Linked DNA regions of Homo sapiens: all the other regions are linked to region 4. A link is a contact called in ENCODE Hi-C or POLR2A ChIA-PET data. All regions are on one chromosome and are shown on one strand. The core of a region is the stretch at or near the end of the contact, and the rest is flanking DNA. Distances in the headings are between cores, read along the strand shown.

What was found. Hi-C counts contacts between places; a loop is a spot of excess contacts on that map. ChIA-PET counts read pairs that join two places held with the same protein, here RNA polymerase II (POLR2A). Pooled maps may share reads with other maps.
Region 1: a map of CD4-positive, alpha-beta T cell shows a loop between it and region 4 (2.2-fold over the local background). The contact joins the promoter of HCG17 here to the promoter of GTF2H4 in region 4. A Hi-C loop is called at or near these places in 1 of 168 maps with a recorded cell type or tissue (CD4-positive, alpha-beta T cell), 3 of 37 single-sample maps with no recorded cell type and 9 of 50 pooled maps. POLR2A ChIA-PET finds 5 or more read pairs at or near these places in 1 of 52 experiments (CD8-positive, alpha-beta T cell).
Region 2: a pooled map shows a loop between it and region 4 (7-fold over the local background). The contact joins the promoter of NFKBIL1 here to the promoter of GTF2H4 in region 4. A Hi-C loop is called at or near these places in 4 of 50 pooled maps. POLR2A ChIA-PET finds 5 or more read pairs at or near these places in 2 of 52 experiments (Caco-2 and Panc1).
Region 3: a loop to region 4 is called in a pooled map, with 6 times the contacts of the local background. The contact joins the promoter of TRIM26 here to the promoter of GTF2H4 in region 4. A Hi-C loop is called at or near these places in 2 of 37 single-sample maps with no recorded cell type and 7 of 50 pooled maps. POLR2A ChIA-PET finds 5 or more read pairs at or near these places in 2 of 52 experiments (Caco-2 and activated CD4-positive, alpha-beta T cell).
Region 5: a map of CD8-positive, alpha-beta T cell shows a loop between it and region 4 (6-fold over the local background). The contact joins the promoter of PPP1R11 here to the promoter of GTF2H4 in region 4. A Hi-C loop is called at or near these places in 1 of 168 maps with a recorded cell type or tissue (CD8-positive, alpha-beta T cell), 1 of 37 single-sample maps with no recorded cell type and 7 of 50 pooled maps. POLR2A ChIA-PET finds 5 or more read pairs at or near these places in 1 of 52 experiments (activated naive CD4-positive, alpha-beta T cell).

The regions. Positions count from the first base shown.
Region 1 is chr6:30,324,694-30,327,393 of GRCh38, forward strand. It overlaps HCG17 (HLA complex group 17), which reads right to left and starts at 1,441. Exons shown (of 5, transcript NR_052012.1): 1 at 1,316-1,441. It overlaps TRIM39 (tripartite motif containing 39), which reads left to right and starts at 2,234. Exons shown (of 8, transcript NM_001369521.2): 1 at 2,234-2,302. It overlaps HCG18 (HLA complex group 18), which reads right to left and starts at 2,463. Exons shown (of 3, transcript NR_102327.1): 1 at 1,458-2,463. RefSeq lists an enhancer at 270-913.
Region 2 is chr6:31,546,282-31,548,981 of GRCh38, forward strand. NFKBIL1 (NFKB inhibitor like 1) reads left to right here and starts at 1,327. Exons shown (of 4, transcript NM_005007.4): 1 at 1,327-1,470; 2 at 1,882-2,158. The coding sequence starts at 1,414. ATP6V1G2 (ATPase H+ transporting V1 subunit G2) reads right to left here and starts at 327. Exons shown (of 3, transcript NM_130463.4): 1 at 197-327. The coding sequence starts at 278. It overlaps ATP6V1G2-DDX39B (ATP6V1G2-DDX39B readthrough (NMD candidate)), which reads right to left and starts at 567. Exons shown (of 13, transcript NR_037853.1): 1 at 197-567. RefSeq lists an enhancer at 1-360.
Region 3 is chr6:30,212,116-30,214,815 of GRCh38, forward strand. TRIM26 (tripartite motif containing 26) reads right to left here and starts at 1,291. Exons shown (of 10, transcript NM_003449.5): 1 at 1,190-1,291. RefSeq lists an enhancer at 1,622-2,510 and a silencer at 1,969-2,151.
Region 4 is chr6:30,906,757-30,909,456 of GRCh38, forward strand. It overlaps GTF2H4 (general transcription factor IIH subunit 4), which reads left to right and starts at 1,451. Exons shown (of 14, transcript NM_001517.5): 1 at 1,451-1,647; 2 at 2,278-2,417; 3 at 2,679-2,700. The coding sequence starts at 2,281.
Region 5 is chr6:30,065,780-30,068,479 of GRCh38, forward strand. PPP1R11 (protein phosphatase 1 regulatory inhibitor subunit 11) reads left to right here and starts at 1,419. Exons shown (of 3, transcript NM_021959.3): 1 at 1,419-1,700. The coding sequence starts at 1,632.

The DNA.
Region 1 (2,700 bases), core at 191-2,690, 580 kb before region 4:
GACAGAGTCTCGCTCTGTCGCCCAGGCTGGAGTGCAGTGGCGAGATCTCGGCTCACTGCAACCTCTGCCTCCTGCTTTCAAGCCATTCTCCTGCCTCCGCCTTCCAGGTAGCTGGGATTACAGGTGCGCGCCACACGCGCCACACGCCCGGCTAATTTTTGTCTCTACTAAAAAGTAGAGACAGGGTTTCGCTATGTTGGCCAGGCTGGTCTCAAACTCCTGACCTCAGGTGATCCACCCGCCTCGGCCTCCCAAAGTGATAGGATTACAGGCGTGAGCCACCGCGCCCAGCCTTCATTTAGTACTGTCTAATGATGTTTTCATACTGCAAGGAGAAAGCTGAGTATGGACCACAAGGCCAAAAAGATGTCCTCTCTGGCTCTCTACAGCAAAGATTTGCCAAGCCCTGTTATATGTCATACTACTTGCGCTTCATAATTTTATAGTTTTACCTAGACAGTCTCCCTTTTTTCCTTCCATATTCAGCATAAAATCCCCTTAATATCAGTCTCTAGGCAAGCACATTCTTCACAGTCCTTAGAACTGGACCTCCTCTTGTTAATTTCCTTAGTCTAATCACATTCCTCCTGGTTATCTACAAACAGAAAGCCAGAAAGGAGGGCTATCAACATCTTAAGCGCCACAAATTAACAAATCAAAACCAAATCTCTCTCTCCCTCCGAAGCCACGGCTAAGGAGGCTCACTGCCCAGTTAGTGGCTTTCAAACTACCCTTACAAGTGAGACATCTTGTGAATTAGAACAAGTGCTGCTGCTAAAATCCCTAACGGCTACATAGCAATGTGAAAAAAGGTATCAAATGTAATTTTCTCAAATTTAATCTTCTTCAATTCTTGGCACAAAAAAAGGAACAGTAAAGGTAGACAACTGTAATTAGCATGTGTGATCCCAAATCTTTATACCTTAGATACTGGATTATATTTTCAGCAAGTAAATAGTTTCTGGCTCCCAAGATGAGAGGTTAAATAATGCAGGGTGTTTGTAAACAGCAGCACAATTTACACCGGAAATTAGGGCCCTTTCTCACCGAGGAGAGTACAGCAAAATCTGCTCATCTCTTTCAATGAATATTCTCCATGACTAGTGCTGGCGGCGGGGAGGCGGAGCAAGCTATCTTTTCTACCAGCCGTGTCACACCCCTCCTAGCACTAACCCCTCCTCCTCAGCCTTTTCACACCTCTACCCACTACTAGCCCCTCCCCAGCCCCATCACCTCTTCCCGGGCCCCTCACACCTCTCCCAGCATACTCTTCCCCAGCCTCATCACCTCACCCACTTCCTCCAAAATCACTGACCTGCTAAGCTTCCAGCAGCAGGCGGGCAAAGCAGGGAGGCTGTAATGCAAAAGTCCGCAGTCCCTACACAAACACTATCTGCTCCTGCGGAGAAACTCAAGTCACAGCCCCAGAAGTGGAAAGAACAGGCCTTGGCTCTCACCCAGTTAACAAGCGTTTATCCAGCGCACGTGTTGCGGTCGGACCCCATGCGAAGGAGCTAAGGACACAAAGGTGAGCAGCAGAGACGCGGTTCCAGCTCTCCCCCGGCTCCCACTCCAGCGGGATAGGTAGATAATTTCGGTAAATTTCGCCAAGCAGGGGCAGGACAAAGAGTATTTGAAGTCTACCGCGGGGAGAACTTACCTAATCCTTGAATGTTAAAAGGCTAAAAACTCCACTAGTCGGAAGTGACGTGCCAGCTTAGCCCCGCAGGTCCGCCACGTAATTGGCCGCCGCCACAGCTAGCCACCCTCTCCCCAGACTGGCCCGAAGAGAGGAAAAGTGTGGAAGTCCACAAGCCGCCCCCGCCCCGCCCTCTTCGTCGACTTTCAGCTGCACCGGGAGGCGGCGGCGCCTGGCCAGAGCCGGGGCCTGGAGCCTGGACTAGACAGCCTCGCCGGCCGGGGCGCCAGTCCAGCGCCCTGCGGGCAATGGGCTTCAGCGCTCGAGCACGCGCATGCGCGGGCCTGTATCTCCAGAGGATTCCTCGGGTCACCTGGACGCCAGCATCTCAGCCACCTGCCCCTCTGGGTCCCTTCTTGCCCTTGATTCCCCCTGCTGCTTCTCATCGCCAGCCCTCCTCCTCCTTCTTCCGCAGGCACCGCTAGACCCGGCCGCGGCCGCCCGCCGACACCCCAGCTTCCACTGACACGAGCCTCGGCGCGGCTTCCGCTTCCGGCGAGTATTGTGTGTCGCGCCGCGGGGCGGGGGCGAGGGGAGGAGGAAGGAGGGAGGCAGCGCTCCGGCGGCTCCGCGCCCCGCACTCCCGGACCCGAAGCCGGGAAGGTAGGTGCTGTCCCGCCGCCGCGCCCGAGCCTGGGGCCTGCGCTCGCCGGCCGGCTCCGCAAGCCGCGTCCCAGCGCCCCGCGACTGCGTCACCGGCCCCCCGCACGTAACCACAGCTGCCTCCGCCCGCCTCGGGCCCGGGCGGACGTTTTGCCGCCCCGGCGACGTCAGCGCGTCCGGCGTTGCTTGGCTACCCCGCCGTTCCCCCGTCCCGCTGCTGCTCACCTCCCCGGGTGAAACTCTGACGCAGTCACCGCGGGTCTCGGCAGCGTCATAGCGGCGGGCATCCCATCTGCACGTCACACCTCTTTCTCACCTGGACACGCATCCCTTCCTACCCTGCCAGCCACGACGTTTCCTCTTTCCCCTCTCCAATGCCCCAGCCCCAGATCTGGCGG
Region 2 (2,700 bases), core at 77-2,576, 640 kb after region 4:
CTTCCAGAAAGTTATACAGCCTTCTCTCAGCCAACCAGGTGCCAGATTCTAATATCCATCCATTTCTTCCCTCCTAACCAGCCTCCAGACCCTAGCTGTCTGTCTTCCCGCCAGCCTTGGGTTTTCCCAAAATGTTTGCTGTCCCCCACCCCCAATTTTCTTTCCAAACTCCTAAGGGAGGAAAGAGGAGACTCACTCTTTCTGGCATCTGCCACCTTCTCAGCTGCCCGCTTCTCAGCTTGCAGAAGCTGCTGGATACCTTGGGACTGACTGGCCATTTCTGTTGTTATGGCCGATGCTGTTTTGAATGCTGTCAAAGTACCAGATGGCTCCCACCCCCCACCGCTTACTTCTCCTCCTCCAGCTCGTTGCTGCAGTCCTCCACTACCCCTGGGTCTTAGTGCTCCCCTGCTCACTCAGCCTCCTGCACCGAGTGTCTCTCCCAATCTCATCCTCCTATTGATGACTGGTCCTCCTCTCCAGCACTTCTTGCTCAGGCAGTACCCAAAGGGGCCGCCTGGGAGCAGCAGAGACCAGGCCCAAAGCTGCGGGCTTACAACAGGTTAGCCATCCCAGTCGGAAAGGTCTAGGGATGAGGCAGGGGCGGAGACGGGGGAGTACTGAGGTGAGAGAAGGAGAACTTGATTGGTGGTAACAGAGGAAGCATAAAGGGTTGTGAATGCGGTGAAAAGGTAAGGATGTCATCATGCAACCTGTGTTGGGAAAAGAGCATTCTGGGCTTAATTCTAAACTAACTCTCTACCTTTCTCTCTCTCTCCACCATCCCGCCCCCTCCCCTGCCTCCCGTTGTTAACATCTCCATCTTTTTCTACATATTTCTCAAGTCCAAATTTTTGCATCTCACTTGCCCCATCCTACGATAGTCTTCTTCCGTCTTTTGTCTGTATTTTTTCTTTTTTTTTGATCTGTCCCTGTTGTTGTCCCACTGTGGTTTTTGTTTTTGTTTTCCATGTTTAATGTGATTTTTATCCTGTCTTTATCTCCTCTATTTTCTCTGTCTTCTCATCTTTTCGTCCATCACTGAACCATCTCCTCTCTCTGCCAAGTTAGAGGAGGCGGGAAAAAACCTCCAAATAACTCTCTTTTCTCCCTCCCCTCCCCTCGCCTCCTTTTCCTCGCCTCCAGTCCAGTCTTCTGGTTTCAGACGGCCCCTTTAATTTAAGTTCCCTAGTTTCCCCTGGGAGATCTGGCCAAGAACTACCCGGTCGGGGCGGAACGACATCCGGTAACGCCCCTCACAGTTCACTTCCGTCCTCCACCTGCGTCTCTGCTTGCGCCATTTCCTCCAGCCTGGAGTGTCTCCGCCCTTCCCGCCTCCCGTCTCCGAGCTTCTTAAACACAGGCCTTGGGCCTACGGCTCTGGGGGTACTTGGGGGGGCGGGGGCAGGTCTGATGAGTAACCCCTCCCCCCAGGTTCCAGAGGAAGAAGCCTCCACATCTGTCTGCCGGGTACATGATATTCAATTTCTAGATCATTATTGGAGATTATCTGTGACTTTTTAAAACTCAGATTTCTGCTGATAAAAATTTTCCCCATCCGGCCCTGTTGGGTTTTTTTAAAGTTCTTTGTTAAAAATTAAAAATTTACCTGGGCTCCTGAGCCTTAAACCAATTATTTACCCTTTTCTCGAATTTTACATTAAAAAAATTAAACCTCTGATCCTATCACCCCCCTCAAAAAAAATTTTTTTTCAAATCTATCATCTGATAAAGGATCAGGGTTAGGTTAGGCCTCATCTCTTGCTGAAGATATTAAAAAAAGACGGAACCAAAGGGAGAAACAACAGGGGATGTCAGAGATGGAGGGAGAAGGACCAGCCAAGGCTGAAGTCCTGACTGCTGCCTTTTTTCCTTCCCCAGCCCAAGAGTTCCATGGCCTCCACTTCCCGCCGCCAACGCCGAGAACGTCGCTTTCGTCGTTACTTGTCTGCAGGACGGCTGGTCCGGGCCCAGGCCCTCCTCCAGCGACACCCAGGCCTCGATGTAGATGCTGGGCAGCCCCCACCACTGCACCGGGCCTGTGCCCGCCACGATGCCCCTGCCCTGTGCCTGCTGCTTCGGCTCGGGGCTGACCCTGCCCACCAGGACCGCCATGGGGACACGGCACTGCATGCTGCTGCCCGCCAGGGCCCAGATGGTGAGTCTGCTCAGTGGGGAACAAGGTCATAAGCAGCTGACCAGACCTGAAATGAAAGCCAACCAATAGTTGAGAAATAAGCTGGTTATTTGGTCATCAGGACCTAGGGAAGGAGTTAACCAAGTTGGCATGTGGCTGTCATTTGTCCCTTTACATTACTGAGCTACCATTGTCTGAAGAACCCAACATTCCCCAAAGATCAACTGGTCTTCAAATTTCACATCTGTTTAGATTAGTAGCTACTTTGTTTCTTGACAGATTGTTTGCTCGTAGCCAAAAAGTAGCATAGAAGGTAGGCTCTGGAGTTAGATTGCCTGGATTCAAACCCCAGCTCCAAATCCCAGCTCCACACTTCATAGCTACGTATTCTTGGACAGGTTACTTGAGGCTTAGTTTGCCCATGTGTAAAAATTAAAATAATAACAACCTTTGCTATGTGCCAGACATTTCTTATAAAGTAACACATTTAATCCTCACAACAATCTTAGGAGGTGAGTACTGATATTATCCCCCATTTCCCAGCTGAGGAAACAGGGCATAGA
Region 3 (2,700 bases), core at 41-2,540, 690 kb before region 4:
AATGGCAATCTACCTCTGTGGTCTTCCTCCCAGTTACCCATAAGCCCAGTCTTAGGAGAAAAACATCAAATTCCAATAGAGGGGCATCCTACAACATACACGACCAGTATTCTTCAATGCTGTCAAGGTCATCAAAACAAGTCTGAGAAACTCCCACAGCCAAGAGGAGCATAAGGAGACATGACAACTAAATGTAATGTGGTAACCTCCATGGGATCATGAAACAGAAAAAGTACTGAGGTAAAAACTAAGGAAATCTGAACACACTATGGACTTTGGTCAATAATAATGTATTGATATTGGTTAACTGCAACAAATGTACCACACTGAGGTAAGATGTTAATAACAGGGGATCCGGTTTGGAGCATGTGGGAAGTTTGTACTATCTTCTCAATTCTTCTGTAAATCTAAAAGTGTTGTAAGAAATAAAGTCTACTTAAACAATAAAATTGCAATTTTTGAAACATAAAAAGCCTATTTTTTTTAAAGGTGATTTTTTTGAACTTGGGGAAAAACATGTTAGGGATTATGATTTCAGCTAAGAGTTAAAAACAGGAGGTTAAGGCATGCATAAACGAATGTCATTCTCCCCTCTTTTGAAGTACACACAAATCGTGGGTCAAAATTTGAAATCTACTGGAGATTTGGAAGTGTGTCCCTCCCATTTACTCCACAGAGTTAAATTTACACTTTTTTTCTAAGGCCAAATAGGGAGAAAATCAGTAAGAAAAATGCTAATGAGCTGGAAGGAGTGAAAGCACAGCTCCAAGTATTTGTGGCTAAACCGGTTTACTCCGAACAAAAAAAAAAAAAAAAAAAAGAAAGAGAAAGAAAGCATGACACTTTGGTCAGGGAGCTGGATTAGTCGCCTATCTACCAGGCTCCAAGCAACCGGACGGTCATCCAGGCCCCGCTTACTTCTGGTTCCGCAGACTAGAATGGATGGGAGTCTGAGTAGGATACCAGAAAGCGAGAAAGACCCAAGAGGAGGGGGAGAATGTAAGGACAAGCAAACAGGAGGGATCTGGCTGGCAGGGAGGACGCAGCGAACTTGACCCCCTCCTGAGCCCGCCCGGGGGCCTGGCCCCGTTTTGAACCCGGGCCCGGCGGCTGCGTTGGGTCGCCCCAAACCCGGTGAGCGTACGAGACTGTTGCTTCGCTGTATGTCTCATGTGCACCCCCTACTCACCGGTCCCGAGCTCCGGGCCGCGAATCCCGGCCGGCACCCCTCCTCTCTCACGGCGGTCTGTTCCGGGTCCCGCTCCTGCACGAGCAACCAGCGCGACAGCTCGTCCCCGCCCCGTAATCTCCCGGCTATTCGGGGCCCTTCGCCGAGATTTCTCCCGGACCAGCCCCGGGATTGGCTCCTGCCGAACTTCGCCATCCAATGGGAACCTTAGTCTCTTTTACGTCACTGATCACCGGGCAAATCCCCAGACAGCCGCGGGCGGTGGGGCACCAGGGGCAGCGAAATGGAAACTGAAATCAGGCGGGACCGAGGCTGCGCCAAGAGCCGCAGCCTGAGTTTGGCGCGTAATTGGGGTGGCCTGTTACACGGTCTAAGGGAGTAAATGCTAAGGCTTAGGAGTCACCTACGTAGGACTCTTGAGAGGGCAATAATCCCCTTTCCACCTCTCGAGACCCCTCACTGCCCAACTCTGGCCTTATGCTGGATCAGGGTCCGAGGGCGCTTTGAGGCGAAGGTGGCGCTCGCCAGGTGCTCAACATCAAATACGAAGTCCCCGCCCCTAACGTGGCCTAAATTTGCTTCCAGGACAAAGCAGGATTTTAGCAAGCAAATACTCTCAGAGACCTATTTACGAAAATTATTACTTCCTAGGTAAAATAACGTTCAACCAGACAGCCATTGTCGCCATTCGACGGAAGGAAAAACTGAGGTTCCAGGAGCTTAAGGGTCTGGGCCCAGTTCAGGGGGGTTGTTTTCGCTCCTCGACGCTGAATTTAGAAACCAGAGGCTACAAAGCGGGCCGAGACTTGGGTTCCCCAGGTCCTTGGTGGGGAGGTTTCCAGGAGGCTCGGGCGCGCCCCCGTCCACGGCCCCGGAAGCTGACGTCGCCGAAGCGTACGCCGCTGCCCAGCCTGCGCTCTCTTCCTGCTCTGCCTGCAGCCGCCGCGTCCGGTCCAGCCGCAGGGCCATGCCCTGTGCTGCGGTTGCCGTGTCCCAGGCGCCGCCGCGTCAAGATCCCCGTCTTTCCCGGCCAGCCAGGCGGCAGCGGCATTCAGCTCGTGCACTGGGCTGGCAGCAGGCTGAGAAGAGGCGGCGCAGGTTCTCCGGGTCAGCCAGTGCCCTGCTCCTAAGGGTAGAGATCTAGCTGGGGACACTGGTCGTCCGCCTAGGCAGTGGTGAGAGGGTGGGCTACAGTTGTTTGGGTATTCATGAATGGAGGAGCTCAGGGTCCTAGACCCTAAAACCTGCTGAATCTTCACCCCTCCTCCGCTGGGGGTAGGGAAATTTGCACTGCATTTAAGCAATGTATAGTGGAGTGGGTGGGACATTCAGAAGAAACCACGCCCACATTTAACACCCGCGTCCTTCCCTTCTACCCCAGCCCAGCATTTTGTCTTTTTCCCCTTTGTCCAGCAGTATAACTCACGCTGCCCCTCCGGGCTGAGAGGAGTGTAGACCTCACCTGCTGAGCACAACTCTGGCGGGCCTGTGCTCTGGAGGTGGTCTCAGCA
Region 4 (2,700 bases), core at 201-2,700:
CTCATGCCTGTAATCCCAACACTTTGGGAAGCTGAGGCAGGTGGGTCACCTGAGGTCAGGAGTTTGAGACTAGCCTGGCCAACATGTTGAAACCCTATCTCTACTAAAAATACCAGAATTAGCCGGGCGTGGTGGCACACACCTGTAGTCCCAGCTACTTGGGAGGCTGAGGTAAGAGAATCGCTTGAACCCGGGAGGCTGAGGTTGCCGTGAGCTGAGATCATGCAACTGCACTCCAGCCTGGGTGACAGAGTGAGAGACTCCGTTTCAAAAAAAAAAAAAAAAGAGAGAGAGAAATGGGGGTCTCCCTCTGTCACCCAGGCTGGTGCGATCATAGCTCACTGTAGCCTCAAACTCCTAGTCTCAAGCGATCCTCCTGCCTCAGCCTCCCAAGTAGCTGGGGGTCACAGCTCTGAGCCACCTCGCCAGGCTGCAGGCAAATTTCTTAATCTTGCCGGGCTCCAGTCTTCCAGTCTATAAGGTGGGAATAACAAAATTTGCATATAGGAATTTGGGGAAACGTGTAGTTCTGGGTTTGGGTGAAGACCTCCACTTTTGTAGTAGGTTCATAAATCAAATCAGAGCAAATAGTTGGTGTCTTAAAAACTGTATTTATCTGGGTCTTCTAAGTAAACGGTTTGAGGAGTGGTGGAGGCAGAAATTAAGATTTACTGAGTACTTAGGGTCAAGTAAGGTGCACTGGATCGTGTTAATCGTTAACTCGTGGAAACCGCCCAGAGTGTGTACGCTTTCTTTCTTTTCTTTCCTTTTCTTTTTTTTTGAGACGGAGTTTCACTCTTGTCGCCCAGGCTGGCGTGTAATGGCATGGTCCTGGCTCACTGCAACTCCGCCTCCAGGGTTCAAGCGATTCACCTGCCTCAGCCTCCAGAGTAGCTGGGATTACAGGTGCCCACCACCACGCCCGGCTAATTTTTGTATTTTTAGTAAAGACGGGGGTTTCACCATGTTGGCCAGGATGGTCTCGAACTCCTGACCTCGGGTGATTCGCCGCCTCGGCCTCCCAAAGTGCTAGGATTACAGGCGTGAGTCACCGCGCCCGGCCTGGAGTGTGTATTATCCCAATTTTATGGGGAGTAATTGTGCTCACTCGGCTCACCACCAAGTCGCCAGAGCGCGCCTCCGCAAGGAAGCCCTCCAGGCACTTCTACTTTCCCGGACCCGCCTCCCGCTCCAGCCGGTTACACGCGCCGTTAGCAGCGTGGGCGGAGTTGGTTCTGCCTTCGCGGAACCAACTGGTCCAGCTTCTGGTGTCTCCCCTCGCTCAATTAAAAGCCAGCTCCTCTCCTTTCGGCTTCCCCACGGTGCCTTTCGGGATTTGTAGTCAGACGCGCTTCAGCCGGCTCTAAGGAGAGCAAAGGCAAGACTCCAATTCCCAGCATCCCCCGCGCCCGGAGAGTGCAGCGTCTATTCTCATCCTCTTCACTTTTCCACTCCTCCCCTTACCTCCCTTCTCTTCTGAATTCTCCATTCTGGGCTCTTGCCTGTGAAATCTTTCTTTGCTTTCCCCATCTTTTCCTCGCATTTTTTCACCATCTTTCCCTCAATCTCCAGGAGCCAATGCGAGACTTTGGCTCCGATTAAGCGACGGCCCGAGACTCGGGGTGCGCGAGGAGGATCGACAGAGTGGTGAGGGGACCTAGGAGGGCGGGAGTGGCAGAGGTATGAGAGAGAGAGAGGTGAGTGGGAGGCGAAGAGTGAGAGGAAGGCAGGGAGAAGCTAGGAGATCGGAAGGCGTGGGTCAGGGTGAATGACGTGAAGTAGACTTGGGAAGGGAAAAGAGGTGGCTTTAGATTTGGGAAGCATGGAGGGGAGAGGTTACCGCCGTACTTAGCAGAAGTGGGCTAAGAGATAGAAGATAGGAAGGACGGGCAGATTTGGAGCTTGTAGACTGGTCTGACCAGGATGGGATGGAAGAGAGAGGTGTGGGCTCAATTTTCTTTGTCCCTGTTTAGCCAAAGATGAGACAAGTCATTGAAATACAAAATGATCTTGCAAACACTGGACAGTTAACAATTCTGTCACTTGGTAATTGAGGGAAGACTGGAGTTGAAGGGCAGAAATAGGGTGAGGAGGCAAGAAAGGGAGGGAGATTGGTCAGGTTTGGGAGAAACCAGAGGAGATGAGTGACATGGGAAAGGAGACCACAGAAAAGGTGGGGTTATTGTGGGGACTGATGGATCTGGAATCAGTTAGAAAGGTCAGGGGTGACACTGGCATGGATGGTGAGGTTGCACTTCTGACGTTTGCATTCCTCAGGTGATGGAGAGCACCCCTTCAAGGGGACTGAACCGAGTACACCTACAATGCAGGAATCTGCAGGAATTCTTAGGGGGCCTGAGCCCTGGGGTATTGGACCGATTGTATGGGCACCCTGCCACATGTCTGGCTGTCTTCAGGTGAGAAGCCCCTTCATGGCAGGGAAATGTAATGGGGTCTGCGGAGTGGAATAAAATATCATAGGTAAAAGTGTAGCAGCCTGGAGTCGGGGTGGGGACTGGGGGCAAGGGTTGGAAATTGCTCTAAAGTGTGGAGGCCAAAACAGCAGGACTGGTAAAGTTGTGCTGGAGTGAGATGAGATGTTTGAGAGGTAATTGAGGGCAGAGATGCAGATACAATGCAGCTTCTGATACTAACCTTTGACCTCTGTTCCTGTACAGGGAGCTCCCATCCTTGGCTAAG
Region 5 (2,700 bases), core at 169-2,668, 840 kb before region 4:
TATGTATGTGGCTCTGTATATGTGTGTTGCTATATATGTGTTTGGTTTTTTTAATGGACTAGACATGCTGAACTATATCTTGCTTTTTTCTGTTTGAACTAAAAACTTTCAAGGGGAACAAATGCATACTCAGGTCCCGCATTCCTTGGCTCAAATAGTGATCAAGGGGTTACTGTAATAATTATCATATAATTGTGTGGCCCTTTATATATATTCAGAGCTCTCAAACATAGCTATCTTGTTTGACCCCCACAGCAACCTGGAGAATGGGCAGGGCAGTCTTCCCCACTGTACGTTTGAACTGTTCTGGCAGTTGACTTTCCTGACCCACTCCTGAAATCTGAAACAAACCTGTTCATGTTTCTACCCTACTTTAAGCCTTTCTCTGGCCCATAACAGTGATTGGATTAAGCTTAATTTCTTAGCAAAGCATACAGGTTCTTCCATATAACCACTGCCTACCTGTCAAGCTTCATCTGGCACTCCCTCAGATCCAAGCGGTACAAAACTCCATTTCCTGTAGTGCACACATCTACAACTTTTTAAGCTGCTCTTCTAAAAAAACCTACTTGTCGGCCTTCCTGGTTCTTGTTTTACCACTTTCTTTTGCTCTCTAAGAAACGTGCATATATTTTTATAAAATAGCCTATACTGTAATTTACGACCATTTCTCTGCTTCATCCTACTCATCACCCCAGAGAGAACGAATATGTTGGCAGTATGTAACTACATTCAGATTTACAAATCAGACATGGCATTTGTTAATGCCCCAGTGTTTCATATTTTTGTTAGTTTTCAGCATGCCTGTCTTTCCTACTAGAGCTAAAAGGCAGGGTCTGAGCGTCTTACGCGCCTCCATCTTCAAGGCGTAGCACAGTGACTGAAAAAAACTGACGTTGAACGTGCACTAAACTGAACTGCTCAAACACCTACAGGCACAGGGCGAGGGGTAGAACCACATCGCTTGACTCTTAAGTGTGTTTCCAACTGCTCCCACTTCCCGTTTTCTTTAGAGAAACCCAGACCAAACAAGGAAAGGGAAATAGGCCACGGTAGGGTCATTACTATTGCTCCTTAAGCTTCCTCGCCGGTCCACCTACCCAGACAAGGCAAACGGAAATCTGCAGCAGGACTCAGCTTGGTGCACACAACTCCGCCCTCGCCACACCCACTCTGCAGCGTCTGGCCCGGCAATACCCATCTGGGCGCCCCTCCTGCTTCCTCTAGGCTGTGAGTACGCGTGCTGCCCCAGACTCTCCCTCCTCCACCCACACCCGCAGTGACACCCCTTCCGCCAAATTTGTTTCTCTTTCTTTCAGCGCCTGCGCGCTGTCACGTTACGGCGGAACTAATCCAGCGACGCCTGCGCTTTGACGCATTTGGTGCCGTGGAAGGGAAAAAGGGGGACTGCAGTATGCGTCACACCCGGAAGCGGCGAGCCGGAAGTGGGGTTAGCCAGGTTATCCCCAGGGGTGGAGAAGCGGAGGCCCAGGAGGAGGGGGAATAAAGAAGGTGGAGGATCCTGGCTACCACTCTGAATCCGATACCGCTTCTCTTAGACCTCAGCGACAGAAAAAGGGAAGGGTGTCTCATCCCCCTTCCTCCTCTCCTCCCTGTCCTGAGCCTTAGCCATGGCCGAGGCAGGGGCTGGGCTGAGCGAGACCGTCACTGAGACAACGGTTACCGTGACAACCGAGCCCGTGAGAAAGGCGGGGGGGCGGTGCTGTTTAGGGGTCTGGGAGATACTGGGAGGGAGGGGACAGGGATTAGAAGAGTTGTTGGAGGAGCTAGGCCTAGGGATATGGGAGGTGTGGGGTTGAATATCTAGGGCTGGGAGAATCGGAAGGTATTGGAGCTATTTGGAGTGGCAGAGATGGTGCAGGAGGCAGGTCAAGGAACTTGTAATAGGGAGGTACAGTTAGGATATAGGTGTTGCTGCTTGGGGTGGTTATGTGTGTAAGTAATAAACGAAAGGGAAATTGAGGATTAAGGAGCCAGGAAGATGTTGGGAGGAAATCAAAGGTAGTGTAAGAAAGCATGGTTGGAGGCCAACTTATCAATATTATCAATATTGATATTCGAATAAATATTTATTGAATGGATGAATGTAAAAGGAAGTGGCAGGAATGAGGAAACAAGAAAAGGAGATGAAAAGAGGTATTTTGAGAAATCAGAGAGCAAAGATGTAAATGGAGAAACAAGAAGTATTTATCCAAAAACATGTTAAGTTGCCTTCAAAGGGAGAAGGTTGCATTGGGCTTAATACTCTTGGATTAAAGGAAGTTTAGTAATTAATAGATTAGTAATACTTGCTACTAGAGATGCCAGGATGCCAGAGAATAGGTGGATAAGAGGTAGGGAGGGCTGGAGCTTGAGAATGAGAGAGGTTTTGTTTGTTTTTTTAAGAGAAAAAGAATAGGGGATCTGGAAAAAGGAAGGGAGATCAAAGATTAGGTGCTGGGGACTGAAAAATAATTTTCATGTATTAATACTACCAAGGATGATTTGGGGAGGAAGACGGAGAAACAGCAAGGATTATATTTTCCTTTGAAGAGTTGCTGGGACCTTTCCTAGGTTAGGAATTGTGTCTTCTCTTATACTGGTGGTATAAGAACAGGAAATAATACTTATTCCTCAAGGGACTATCTGAGGTAAAAGACCTGTTCTGTTTTATCTTCTGTCAGCTCCTCTGGTGCTATG